Linked DNA regions of Homo sapiens: region 1 is linked to region 2. The links are chromatin contacts, found by Hi-C or POLR2A ChIA-PET in ENCODE. All regions are on one chromosome and are shown on one strand. Each heading gives the region's core, a stretch centred on a gene start or an enhancer-like site at or near the end of the contact. The rest is flanking DNA. Distances are from core to core; before and after follow the strand shown.

Region 1 (6,667 bases), core at 1,417-3,916, 310 kb before region 2:
GTATGCATATCTTGTACAGCTCACGTTTTACAAATGCACACACCTGCATACTACCTGGACCAAAGTGTGAACCATTCCCACAGTTCCCGTGTGCCTCCTCCATCAGTCCCCTGCAGCAGGTGGCCACTGGCCCTCTAGTTTGGCCTGGTTTTGAGCTTTCTCTGTGTGGATTCATTCATGTGTGCTCTTTTGTGCCTGGTTTTCTTCAGCTTTGGACAGCAAGGAATGTTTGAGGTTTGTCCGTGTCGCCTGTACCAGCATCTGCTCCTTTTTAGGCTGAGTCGTGCCGCATTGGGTGGATGTACGTGTAAATGTCCGTGGCTGACATTTGGGTTGATTCCAGCTTGAGGCTGCTGTGACATTCTCGTATGTAACTCTTTGCAGACCTCAGCACTCATTTCTTTGGGGCACATACTTAGGAGTGCAACTCCTGGGTCAGAGGGGCAATGTGTGTTTAACTTTCTTTTTTTGTTGTTGTTTTTTTGAGATGGACTTTCACTCTTGTTGCCCAGGCTGGAGTGCAATGGTGCAGTCTCGGCTCACTGCAAGCTCTGTCTCCTGGGTTCAAGCGATTCTCCTGCCCCTGTCTCAGCCTCCCAAGTAGCTGGGATTACAGGCGTTTGCCACAACACCAGGCAAATTTTTTCTTTTTTTTAGACGGAGTCTCGCTTTGTCCCCCACACTGGAGTCTCGCTCTGTCGCCCAAGCTGGAGTGCAGTGGCGCGATCTCGGCTCACTGCAAGCTCCACCTTTTGGGTTCACGCCATTCTCCTGCCTCAGCCTCCTGAGTAGCTGGGACTACAGGTGCCCGCCACCACGCTTGGCTAATTTTTTGTATTTTTAGTTGAGACAGGGTTTCACTGTGTTAGCCAGGATGGTCTCAATCTCCTGACCTCGTGATCCGCCCACCTCGGCCTCCGAAAGTGCTGGGATTACTACAGGTGTGAGCCACCGCGCCCGGCCACAGCCGACTAATTTTTTGTATTTTTAGTAGAGACGGGGTTTCACCATGTTGGCCAGCCTGGTCTCGAACTCCTGACCTCAGGTGATCTGCCCACCTCGTCCTCCCAAAGTGCTGGGATTACAGGTGTGAGCCACCACGCCCGGCCTCAGTGAATGTTTTTTGTTGTTTTGGTTTTGAGACAGGGTCTCTCACTCTGTCACCCAGGCTGGAGTACAGTGGCATGAACACAGCTCACTGCAGCCTTGAACTTATGGGCTCAAGTGATCTTCCCACCTCAGCCTCCTGAGTAGCTGGTACCACAGGTGCACCACTACACCCAGCTAATTTTCTGATATTTTTTTGTAGAGACAAGGTCTCACTAGTTGCCAAGGCTGGTATTGAACTCCTGGGCTCAAGTGATTCATCCACCTTAGCCTTCCATGGTGCTGGGATTACAGGTATGAGACACTGCCTGTCTCAAGTGTTTTTTGAAAGAAGGAAGAAATTTGAGTCCTTTCTTTGTCTTAATGCCCCAGATTCACTCTGTAGCCCTGCCCCTGCCCCCAGGGCCTGGCAGTTCTGGGCTGGCACTCTGCCCAGACCCTGGGCTTTGGGCTTCGCCTGCTGTTCTGCAGGGTAGGGAAGGGCCTCCCTCCCTGGAGACCCACTGATTGGCTGTGTGACCTCAGGCAAGTCCCTTCCCCTCCATAGTCCTCACTTTCCCCTTCCGTCAAGCACTGGGTGGGTCGAAGCTTCCCAGCTCCCTGTGTCTGTGGTCTCCCTCATTTGGGAGCCTTTGCTCCTGGTGTTTGGTGCCTCTTCACCCCCAGGGTCTCACCCACCCCAGGCAGGAGCTCAGCTGGCCTGTAGCTTGCAGAAGGACCATTTGGGAAAGCTGGTGGGCCCTTCATTCTTGGTACCCGCCCTAAGAGCCTCACTGCGACTCTGTCCACCCTGGGTGAGAGCCCTCCAGAGTAGGCCCCCAGCCGTGAGAGCCCCCCACCCACTGAGGCTTGGCATCAGGTCGCCCTCGGTCTGAACCCTGCTATTCCCTGGCTCTGGGACTTTGGGCGGCTCAATCCACCTCTCAGGGCTGCAGCGTCCTCATCTTCAGGGTTGTGAGCACCCAAGGAGGCCCTGCCTCATTGTGGGGACAGAAGAGAATGGAGCAGTCACATGCCTGCCCCTAAGGAGCTGCACTCTAGGGGAGGAAGCTGGAGACCAAACAGGCAAAGCCACCCACCAGAAGGATCGCTCCGAGAGAAGAAAGGAGACAAAACAGGGCGATGTGGTGGAGAGTGGCTGTGAGGGGAGGGGGCCGCTCTAGAGGAGCGGCCAGGAAAGGAGGTGATGTCTGAGCTGGGACATGAAGGTTGAGGAGGGGGCAGCCGGGCAAAGACGGGGGCGGGGGAGATGAGAGTTCCCGGCTGCCGGAACAGCAAGTTTGGCACATGTAGGGGGTGAACGCTGGTGTGGCCGGGCAGAGGCAGTGGAGGGTGGAGGGAAGGCTAGGGAGAGGTGGGCCTGGAGGGGCAAGCCATGGACAGCCTTGTCTGTGGGGCAGGGGTCAGCATTTCGTTCTAATAGTGGTGGGAAGCCACTGGAGGACCCCACGTTGAGGGGCGACTGGGCTTGGTTTCTGTTTGGAAAGACCTTGGCTGCTGTGTAGAGCATGGACTGTAGGGGGCAGGAGGGAGGCAGGAGCGCGGGCCTCAGGATATTCGTCTGTCCTGAGGCTGAGGAGGCGTAGGTTTCTGCAGGATCTGGGATTTTGGCTGCTACTTCAGGGATGGGAGAGAGGTAGCCAGGCATCCCAGATGCTTCGAGACCTTGCTGGCAGCAGAGCACAGTGGGCAAAAGTTACCTGTGGAGCCAGACAGACCTGTCTGAACCTCCACTTCAACTCAGCCTTCCGGGGTGGGCTTGGGATTCTCCCAGAGTGACCAGTTCCCACCGTCCCAGCCCCTGGGGACCCAGAGAAACAGAGCCAGAGGGCATTGAGCTGGAGCCTGCCTCCCTCGCTTCCGCACACCCTGCCGAGAAGTGAGGGCATAGGAAGTGATGGCCGCAAGGGGATGCCCAGCCCCTCTGCTCCAGGGCTGCTGTTCACACGGCCACGCTGGAGGGAATCCTGTGGCTTTGTGGTTCCTTGTTTCCTGGGCTGGTCTGGTGGAAGATGGCCATGAGAAAGCGGCACTTCATCTTCCTTCGCCCCTGAGTGTTCAGTGGGTGGTTACTCGGCATCCTGTTGGGCTTCCGGTGTGGTGGCTGGGAGCCAGAGAGAGGAGGGCATGAGAGCTCACAGAGTCACAGGAGGTGGGACTTGGAGGTCATCTAGGCCAACTTCCTCATAGGGCAGACCAAGGCTCACAAAGGGAAAGAGACTTACCTGAGGCTATACAGCAGGTTAGAGGCAGGACTTAGACCCTGATTCTAGACTCCTCATCCAGCACTCTTTCTAGATAAGATGGAGGTATGGAGGTTTTGGAGCCAGACAGATGTGGGTTGTAGTCCCAGCTCTGTCACTTAGTCCCAGCTGGGTGACCTTTGGTGAGTGACCATCTCTGAGCCTCGGTTTTCTCCTCTATGAAATGGGATGATGGTAGCACCTTTCTCATAGTGGTGTTGTGAAAAGTGGTTGATAATTTATGACAGGTTGTAAAGCTCACAGGACGGTGCACGGAGTTGGCCCTTGGGAGGTGGGAGCTGTTATTACCTTTGTGGCTCCGTCATTTTTTTTTTTTTGAGACGGAGTCTCGCTCTGTTGCCCAGATTGGAGTGCAGTGGCACGATCTCAGCTCACTACAACCTCCACCTCCTGGGTTTAAGCAATTCTCCTGCCTCAGCCTCCCAAGTAGTTGGGATTACAGGCAGGTGCCACCATGCCTGGCTAACTTTTGTATTTTTTAGTAGAGACGGGGTTTCACCATGTTGGCCAGGCTGGTCTCGAACTCCTGACCTCAAGTAATTTGCCTGCCTCGGCCTCCCAAAGAAGTTGGGATTATGGGCGTGAGCCACTGCGCCCAGCCCGTGGCTCTGTCATCCTAACCTCCTGAAGCACCGGAAAGAATGGCTGCGTGCTGGCCCTCACATATGCTGTTTTCTGATGAACGCGGTTAGGGAGGGAAGATGAGAATGGGCCATGGTTGGCCCATCTCTCTGCTACTTATTTTATTTCCCCACTATATTTGAGAGACTCCTTAGCCAGGCCACACTACTACCCACCCACCCCCCCGCCCCCCCCACGGCTCTGGTGGGCTGGAGCTGTGCTGTCTGCCTTCAGCCCAAATAGGGGTGGGGGAGGCGGAGGCACTAAGTGCAGGTCCCGGGTGAAAAACTGGGCAGCTCCCCCCACCTTCTGCATCAGATCCCTACCACGCACCACCAATACCTGTTTGTTCAGTGTGACCTAGTGGTTAAGACCAAGGGCCATGGGATCAACTTGAGCTTGAACCCTGGATCTGCCATTGAATTGTCACCAAGGACTTTTAGCAGGCGTGTCTTCCTCTCTGAGCCTTGGATTTCCCATCTGTGAAGTGAGGATAAGTCCCTCCCAGGAAGACTGCAAATATTCAGTGAGAGGAGCAGCACTCAGAGCATGCATGGTGCATATCTGGTGCTAGACTCCAAGAATTGGATGGCACTAATATTGTAACAGTGTTGACACATGTCCCAATTGTTTCTCTTTCCATAGCTGTTCTTAGAAACTTACTTCACCATCCGCCCACCCCACCCCCATCCTGTGTTCCCGCAGCCCCCTTCCCTCTAACTCCTCGCCTGACTGACTTCTCTCAGGGTCACCTTGGACTGAAATCTTTCTCCCCCTCCCCTCCCCTCCCCTCCCCTCCCCTCCCCTCCCCTCCCCTCCCTCACCTCCTCTCCCCTCTCCTCCCCTCTCCTCCTGTCTCCTCCGCTCTCCTCCTGTTTCCTCCCCTCCCCTTCCCTCCCCTCTCTCTCCTATCTCTCTCCCCCCCTCCTCCCCCCTCCCCCTGGACTAACACAGATCAAGAGTTCAAGCTCTGGCCCAGCCTGCCTGGGTTTGAATCCCAGCTCTGCCATTTACTGGAGCAGCCTCAGGCAAAGTACTTAATTCTTAGCCTCTATTTCTGCATAAGTAAAATGGGAATAAGGATAGTGCCAAGCTTAGAGAGTTGTTTAAATAAGCGACGAGATTCTTGTAAAGTGCCAGGATCAGTGCCTGCAGTACACTAAGTGCCTAATAAATGTCACCTGATTTATTACTAGGCAGGGTTCTGATGGAGCAGAGCCCCTGCCTTTTCACCTCTGCGTTCCCAGTGTCTGGCAGGGATGGGACTGGAAGGGATGCAGGCTCTCTAGGGGTTTGTACTATGGCATTGGAGAGTTGCCTTCCCAGTGAAGCAGGCCTCTCCAGAAAGGGGAAGGGACTCGGGCCACATCTTAAGCATGTCTGTCTGGCAGATATTTCCCACAACCCTGCTGCACACCACTGGGTGCTGAGGATGGGGTGGGGGAGGGTGCAGTAAGGCTGCCCTTAGTGAGCTCAAGTCCACGGAGGAAAGTGGGACAAAACGGCCCTGATACTATCAGAGAATGACCAGCCCAGGGCTGGCAGGTTGCTTCTGAGGAGGCTCCTGGGAGTGGTGATGTTTGATGTTTCCTTGTGGGAGTGACATAGTAGTAACTTCTGTCTGCATTAGGGCTTTATTCAGTAATCCTCCATTCTTTCCTGCCCGCGGTGTTTTACTAGTCTTAGCAGTAATAATAATAGCGTTTCTTGAGTGTTTGCTGTGTGCCAGGTACAGCACTAAATATTTTATGTTATAAATTTACTTAATCTTCACATCAACCCTGTGAGGTACTTATTATTGTTATTCCTGTTTTGTAGGTGGGAAAACTGAGGGACAGAGAGGTAATGTATCTCTCCTCTCAGTCAGTAATTGGCAGAGCTAGAGTGGAACCTGGGCAGTTTTGGCTACAGAGTCTATGCTTTTTTTTTTCTTTTTTTTAGCGAAGTCTCACTCTGCCTGTCACCCTGGCTGGAATGCAATGGCACCATCGTGCATCATGGCTCACTGCAACCTCAACCTCCCAGACTCAAGCGATCCTCCCACCTCAGCCTCTCGAGTAACTGAGACTACAAGCGTGCACCACCATACCCGGCTAAGTTTTTATTTTTTAATTTTTTAATTTTTTTGAGACAGAGTCTCACTCTGTCGCCAGTCTGGAGTGCAGTGGCATGATCTCGGCTCATTGCAATTGTCACCTCCTGGGTTCAAGCGATTCCTCTGCCTCAGCCTCCTGAGTAGCTGGGACTACAGGCGCTGCACCACCACGCCCGGCTAATTTTTGGATTTTTAGTAGAGATGGGGTTTCACCATGTTGGCCAGGGTCGTCTCGATCTCCTGACCTCAAGTGATCCACCCGCCTCGGCCTCCCAAAGTGCTGGGATTACAGGCATGAGCCACCGTGCCTGGCCTAATTTTTTTGTAGAGACAGGGTTTGCTATGTTGCCTAGGCTGGTCTCAAACTTCGGGCTCAAGCGATCGTCCTGCCTCGGACCCCCAAAGTTTGGGATGACAGGCGTGAACCACCACCCCTGGCTGAATCCAACTTGTGCTTCCTCCATAACTGACTTCTACCCAGCTGGTCGTAGTCCTTATGATCAGCCAGTCTCATGGACTCTGAGTGCCTCACCTTCCATGAGAGTCCTTTGCAGCCAGCAAAGGGAAGAAATTAATCTTA
Region 2 (6,516 bases), core at 157-2,656:
GAGACGCTCCTCACTTCGTAGATGTGATGGCGGCCGGGAAGAGGCGCTCCTCACTTCCTAGATGGGATGGCGGCCGGGCGGAGACGCTCCTCACTTTCCAGACTGGGCAGCCAGGCAGAGGGGCTCCTCACATCCCAGACGATGGGCGGCCAGGCAGAGACACTCCTCACTTCCCAGACGGGGTGGCGGCTGGGCAGAGGCTGCAATCTCGGCACTTTGGGAGGCCAAGGCAGACGGCTGGGAGGTGTAGGTTGTAGCGAGCCGAGATCACGCCACTGCACTCCAGCCTGGGCACCATTGAGCACTGAGTGAACAAGACTCCGTCTGCCATCCCGGCACCTCGGGAGGCCGAGGCTGGCGGATCACTCGCGGTTAGGGGCTGGAGACTGGCCCGGCCAACACAGCGAAACCCTGTCTCCACCAAAACCAGTCAGGCATGGCGGCGCGTGCCTGCAATCGCAGGCACTCGGCAGGCTGAGGCAGGAGAATCAGGCAGGGAGGTTGCAGTGAGCCGAGATGGCAGCAGTACAGTCCAGCTTTGGCTCCGCATGAGAGGGAGACGTGGAAAGAGAGGGAGACCGTGGGGAGAGGGAGAGGGAGGGGGAGGGGGGGAGGGGGAGGGGAGGGGGAGGGAGAGGGAGAGCCCTTACACCACTTTCTATGTCATTTTTACTGTTGTTAGGTAAATTGTAAATCCCTGTGCATAGGAATCGTGTCTTTTTCAACTTGATTTCCATGACTTAGAATTGCTACTGCAAACAAAAAAGAAAAACTCACAAACTTGTTAGATTGCTACATCTGAAGTCAAGTATAGTTTGAGAGTTTTTTTCATTCTAATGTGAGTAAAAGTTTTTGCGTGCCTAATGTTTTTAACTGAGGGTACTACTAATTAGCATCCTCGAAGGAAAGAAAACTGAAAGTGATTTTGCTTTAAAGCTTGTTATTCATAGTAAAAGAACATTTACCATGTAATTCAGGGAAGCTTTAGAAAGAAAACCTAGGGGATCTGTTGGCCATATCAAAAAAGTACAAGCTACATGGACAGTGAGGTGATACTGTAATACTTCCACCTGTAGGTCAACTGGAGAGACTTGGTTTTTTCCAAATAGACCTAGCTTAATTGTGATGACGCATGCCAACCTAATTAACCTCCTAATGTTACTTGTCTTTGTTTTTGTATTGTCAGGAACTTGGTGTGTGGGTTGGGAATATTAGAACATAATAGAACTATGTGATGTCTAAATTGAGCTTTAACACAAACTGGTTGGTGTTATTGAGGGAAAGTATAACTTATTAGTGGGAATGGGAAAAGAAGCCTGATGTTGTGGTGAGGTAGAAATTTCCACTGTGTTACTGTGAACAGGAAGTAAAGGGCTAATGGTCGGTGACTCAGCTGTTTTCTGAACCTGTCTCATATGATTCAGTGTGCATGATGTCTGTTTATTCTCGACAGAGTAAGTACTACGGGAGTCACATTACACAGGCAGACATAATGTTTATTTAACCAACTCAGTGATGACCTAAAAATAACTTGTGGGGTTTTTGTACTACATTTAGCATAATCAGATAGAAAAATCATAATGGACACCCATCATTGAGTGCTTTCCCTTATAAATAACTGGATATATAGTCAGCCAGTACTATTTCATTTCTTACATTGTTAAGGTGCAATCTTTGGTATTTAAATGAAAGGTAGCAAAAGAAGATAGCCTTTAAATTATCCATAAAATAATTCTGTACCATTTTAGATTATACTTTGGACAGATATGCATTTTCGGTGCTTAGTGCCATCGTTGAGGTATTTTTGCACCAAAATTTTCATATAGGAACCTTTTTGTGAGGCTATAGCAAATGTTGTTTTGAAATAGAAATTTACGTATTTGCTGGATTTTATGTTAATATTAAATTATAGTAGCAATAGTTTTACTTTGATTTTCTTGATTTATTCATCTTGTACTGAAGGTTTGTGCCTACCATGTACTGTAATTGAGTCTTAAATATGTCAGAGCCGGGCACGGTGGTTCATGGCTGTAATCCCAGCACTTTGGGAGGCTGAGGCAAGTGGATCACCTGAGTTCAGGAGTTCGAGACCAGCCTGCCCAACATGGTGAAATCCTGTCTCTACTAAAAATACAAAAATTAGCCAGGCATTGTGCTGCGCGCCTGTAGTCCCAGCTACTTGGAAGGCTGAGGTAGGAGAATCGCTTGAACCCAGGAGGCAGAGGTTGCAGTGAGCCGAGATTGCACCCCTGCACTCCAGCCTGGATGACAGAGCAAGACTCTGTCTCCACATAAAGAAAAAAAAAGAAAGAAAGAATCTTAAGTATGTCAGAGTATGGTTACTGTTATGCTGTATACCTGTTACATGCTTGGCTTTGAAGGAGAGAGCACTTGGAAGCCTGAGCTTACATAATAATCATAATCTGCTCATTGTCTGAGAAATTGTGAGTTGTTATGGTTTATTCTTTTTGACATTTGAGTATTCTTGCTCTCAGAGGTGCAGCATTTGTAGCATGTAAACTTTAATCAGAGATTATTTCAAAAGGGAAAGGGAAGCTAGAGTCACTAAGAAGAAATAGGCTGGGCACAGTGGTTTATGACTATAATCCCAGCACTTTGGGGGGCTGAGGTGGGCGGATCACTTGAGGCCAGGAGTTTGAGACCAATCTGGCCAACATGGCAAAACACTGTGTCTACTAAAAATTCAAAAATTAACTGGGGGTGGTGGTGCATACCCATAGTCCCAGGTATTCGGGAGGCTGAAGTATGAGGATGGCTTGAACCTGAGAGGTGAAGGTTGCCGTGAACAAAGGTCTCACCACTGCACTCCAGCCTGGCTGATAGAGGGAGACTCTGTCTCAAAATTAAAATAAATACATAAATAAGAAATAAATGCCAGCATTCTTTTTACAATAATGCTTTATGTAGTGGGAATGTGTGATCAATCTAATAGTCAGTAGAACTACCCAGTGGTTGATGCTATATATAAAGTAGGAAATACGTACCCTTTCTATAATTGATTTTAAAAGTTTCTGCATTAAGCTTACACTCTTTTATTTCACTCCATGTTTCAGTAAAAATCACAGGACTTGTTTTTATTTACAATATTATACCATTGTTTGAATATTTAATGGGATTTATATTTTAAAATGTTTTAGTTGGTATAGTTATTAGATATTCTGTATTAACCTAGAATGGAAAATTAAAGTATGTATCTTCTGATTCACTGCATGTAAATAGGACCTGACTTGGACATCGTTTGAAATGTATTCCAGTAATCGCGCTGGCTATACATGGTCCCATACCTGCCCTTATCCCAACAGATAAATGGTATTCTTCTTTATTTATTCATTTATTTATTTATTTATTTTTGAGACAGGGTCTCACTCTGTTGCCCAGGCTGGAGTGCAGTGACATGATCTTGGCTCACTGCAACCTCCTCCTCCTAGGCTGAAGCAGTTCTTCCACCTCAGCCTTGCAAGTAGCTCAGACCACAGGCATGCACCACCATGCCTGGGTAATTTTTAAATTTTTTTTGTAGAGACGGAGTCTTGCTGTGTTACCCAGGCTGGTCTTGAACTTTTAAGCTCAAGCAATCTTCTCACCTCCGCCTCCCAAAGTGCTAAGATTACAGATATGATCACTGTGCCTGGCCCCGCAAATTGGTCATTTCTGATGGTTGTCTGGGCCTCAAAGCCTGAGTTCAGCATAGTGTTTTGGCACGTTGCAAAGAATAAGTAAGAAAATGTTGTTAAGTGGACGCAACTATTCCACATGGGATGATGTTAGATTTGAAGAAGGAAAAAGTGGTTCCTCAATTCCTTTCAGATTGGCAGTTGCAATAGTAACAGAACCCTCATTGACATGAAGAGCCAATGTTTTCCTGTAGTAGAGGAATTATTTTCTTGTTTTATTTAATTATTTATAGTGTTTCTTGATTATGTTCATGGGGGCATTTTGTTTTGTTTTGTTTTGTTTTGAGACGGCGTCTTGCTCTGTTGCCAGGCTGGAGTGCAGTGGTGCAGTCTCGGCTCACTGCAAGCTCTGCCTCCTGGGTTCAAGCGATTCTCCTGCCTCAGCCTCCCTAGTTGCTGGGACTACAGGCATGTGCCACCACGCCCAGCTAATTTTTTGTATTTTTAGTAGAGACAGGGTTTCACCATGTTGGTCAGGATGGTCTCGATCTCTTGACCTTGTGATCCGTCTGCCTTGGCCTCCCATGGCATGTTGTTTTTAAATAACTTCTCTTGCTCTATGAGATGAGAAAATATGTATTCTGTTTGGGACTTTCTTACTCTCCCTCGATAATAAAAGATAAAAATTTTTATTTTTCATTCACTGAAACATAAAAAAGGCATCATGTTTTGTGCAGACTATTAAATGTTGATTTTAAGATCTGTGTTGGATGGTTTTATATAGCTGTCTACCATTTATGAGTTTCATGTGGAATATACTACCATATCAAGTTTTCATTGTTTAAACAGCTCTACTTTGTCAAGTATTGTTTACAATTCAACAAGAAACAAGCAAGCATTTACAAATATACGTGCAAATATGTATTCGTCTGACAACCAATTAGTGAAATTGAATAAGTGCTCTTGAAACAAACTTGTTTGATATCAAGCTTTTGTGCTAGAGTAATATTGTTGTTTTGACTACTTTAAAAGTGTTTTTATCTGGATGTGGTGACTCGTGCCTCTAGTCCCAGCTACTTGTGAGGCTGAGGCAGGGGAAGATCACTTAAACCCAGGAGTTCTAGGCTGCAGTGAGCTATGATTGTGCCACTGTACTCCACCCTGGGCAACAGAGTGAGACCTGTTCTCTTAAAAAAACTTTTTTTCAGTTGTGGTAAAATACACAAAATTTACCATCTTTCTGAGATCATTTGCTATAAAGGAATACCTAAGTCTGGATTATTTGGGGGTAAAAAAAAAAAAAGAGCTTTATTAGTCTCATGGTTCTGTAGGCTATACAAGAAGCATATTGCCAGACCAACACCTGCTTCAGATAAGGGCCTCAGGAAGCTTCTACTCATGGCAAAAGGTGAGGGGGAGGTGTGTTCAGAGATCACATGATGAGAGAACCAGGTGACAGGCTCTTCTAAATAACCAGTTCTTAAGGGAACTAAGTGAGAACTCACTCCAGCAAGGATGGCAGCAACTCATTCATGAGAGATCAACTCCCTTAATCCAAACACTTCCCATTAGACTCCAGCTCCAACATTGGGGGTCACATTTCAATATGAGATTTGGAGGGGTCAGTATTCAACCATAGTACCACCTTAATTTTTTTTTTTTTTTAAGAGAAGGAGTCTAGCTCTGTTGCCCAGGCTGGAGTGCAGTGGCGTGATCTCAGCTCACTGCAACCTCCACCTCCTGGGTTCAAGCGATTCTCCTGCCTCAACCTCCCGAGTAGCTGGGATTACAGGCATCCACCACCATGCCCTGTATTTTTAGTAGAGACTGTGTTGGCCAGGCTGGTCTTGAACTACTGACCTTGTGATCCGCCCGCCTCGGCCTCCCAAAGGGCTAGGATTACAAGCATGAGCCACTGTGCCCGGCTCACCTTAACCATTTTTAAGTTTATAGTTCCGTGGCATTAAGAACATTTACATTTGACTGGGCACATTGGCCCATACCTGTAATCCCAGTATTTAGGGATGTCAGTACAGGGGCATTGATTGAGCCCAGGAATTTGAGACCAGCCTGGGTGACATAGCAAGAATGTGTCTCTATAAAAGATTTTTTTTTTTTTTAATTACTGGGCATGGTGGCACATGCCTGTAGTCACAACTACTTGGGAGGCAGAGGTGGGAGGATCGCTTGAGCCTGGGAGATCAAGGCTGTGGTGAGCTATGGTTATGCCACTGCACTCCAGCCTGGGTAACAGAGTGAGACCTTGTCTCAAGGAAAAAAAAATATGTAATTGTCAACACTGTGTATCTTCATACCTCTTTTCATCTTGCAAAACTGAAACTTTTTGTCCATTAAATACAGATCTAGTGTCCCTTATCCAGAATGCTTGGGACCAGAAGAGTTTTGGATTTCAGATTTTTCTGAATTTTGGAGAATTACATTATTTACAGGTTCAGCATTCCTAGTCTGAAAATCTCAAGTGCTCCAATGAGCTTTTTAAATTTTTTTGTTTCATGCCAACTCTCACAAATTTACAGATTTTGGAGCATTTGGATTAAGGACACTAAACTTCTTTTTTTTTTTTTTTTTTTTTTTTTTTGAGACGGAGTCTTGCTCTGTCATCCAGGCTGGAGTGCAGTGGCACGATCTTGGCTCACTGCAAGCTCCACCTCCTGGGTTCACGCCATTCTCCTGCCTCAGCCTCCCGAGTAGCTGGAACTACAGGTGCCCGCCACCACGCCCAGCTAATTTTTTGCATTTTTAGTAGAGACGGAGTTTTGCCATGTTGGCCAGGATGGTCTCGATCTCTTGACCTCGTGATCCACCCACCTCGGCCTCCCAAAGTGCTGGGATTACAGGCGTGAGCCACTGCGCCCGGCCA

The links. A loop is a pair of places that touch in the nucleus more often than their neighbours do. ChIA-PET counts read pairs that join two places held with the same protein, here RNA polymerase II (POLR2A). Pooled maps may share reads with other maps.
Region 1: a loop to region 2 is called in a pooled map, with 4 times the contacts of the local background. The contact joins two enhancer-like sites. A Hi-C loop is called at or near these places in 1 of 168 maps with a recorded cell type or tissue (sigmoid colon) and 7 of 50 pooled maps. POLR2A ChIA-PET finds 5 or more read pairs at or near these places in 1 of 52 experiments (GM12878).

What each region holds. Positions count from the first base shown.
Region 1 is chr1:21,330,855-21,337,521 of GRCh38, reverse strand. It overlaps a transcript of ECE1 not described here. Among named protein-coding and RNA genes, the nearest start is that of ECE1-AS1, 41 kb to the right of the region's middle. RefSeq lists an enhancer at 2,927-3,146. Within about 2 kb of position 2,666, at least 39 of the 41 ENCODE cell types and tissues checked have a DNase peak (open chromatin) inside an H3K27ac peak, as active enhancers do; they include GM12878, where a contact is called at or near this core.
Region 2 is chr1:21,017,346-21,023,861 of GRCh38, reverse strand. All of the region lies in intron 4 of EIF4G3 (eukaryotic translation initiation factor 4 gamma 3), which reads left to right. Among named protein-coding and RNA genes, the nearest start is that of MIR1256, 32 kb to the right of the region's middle. RefSeq lists a silencer at 952-1,246, a cis regulatory region at 1,385-1,395 and an enhancer at 1,318-1,462. Within about 2 kb of position 1,406, at least 26 of the 41 ENCODE cell types and tissues checked have a DNase peak (open chromatin) inside an H3K27ac peak, as active enhancers do; they include GM12878, where a contact is called at or near this core.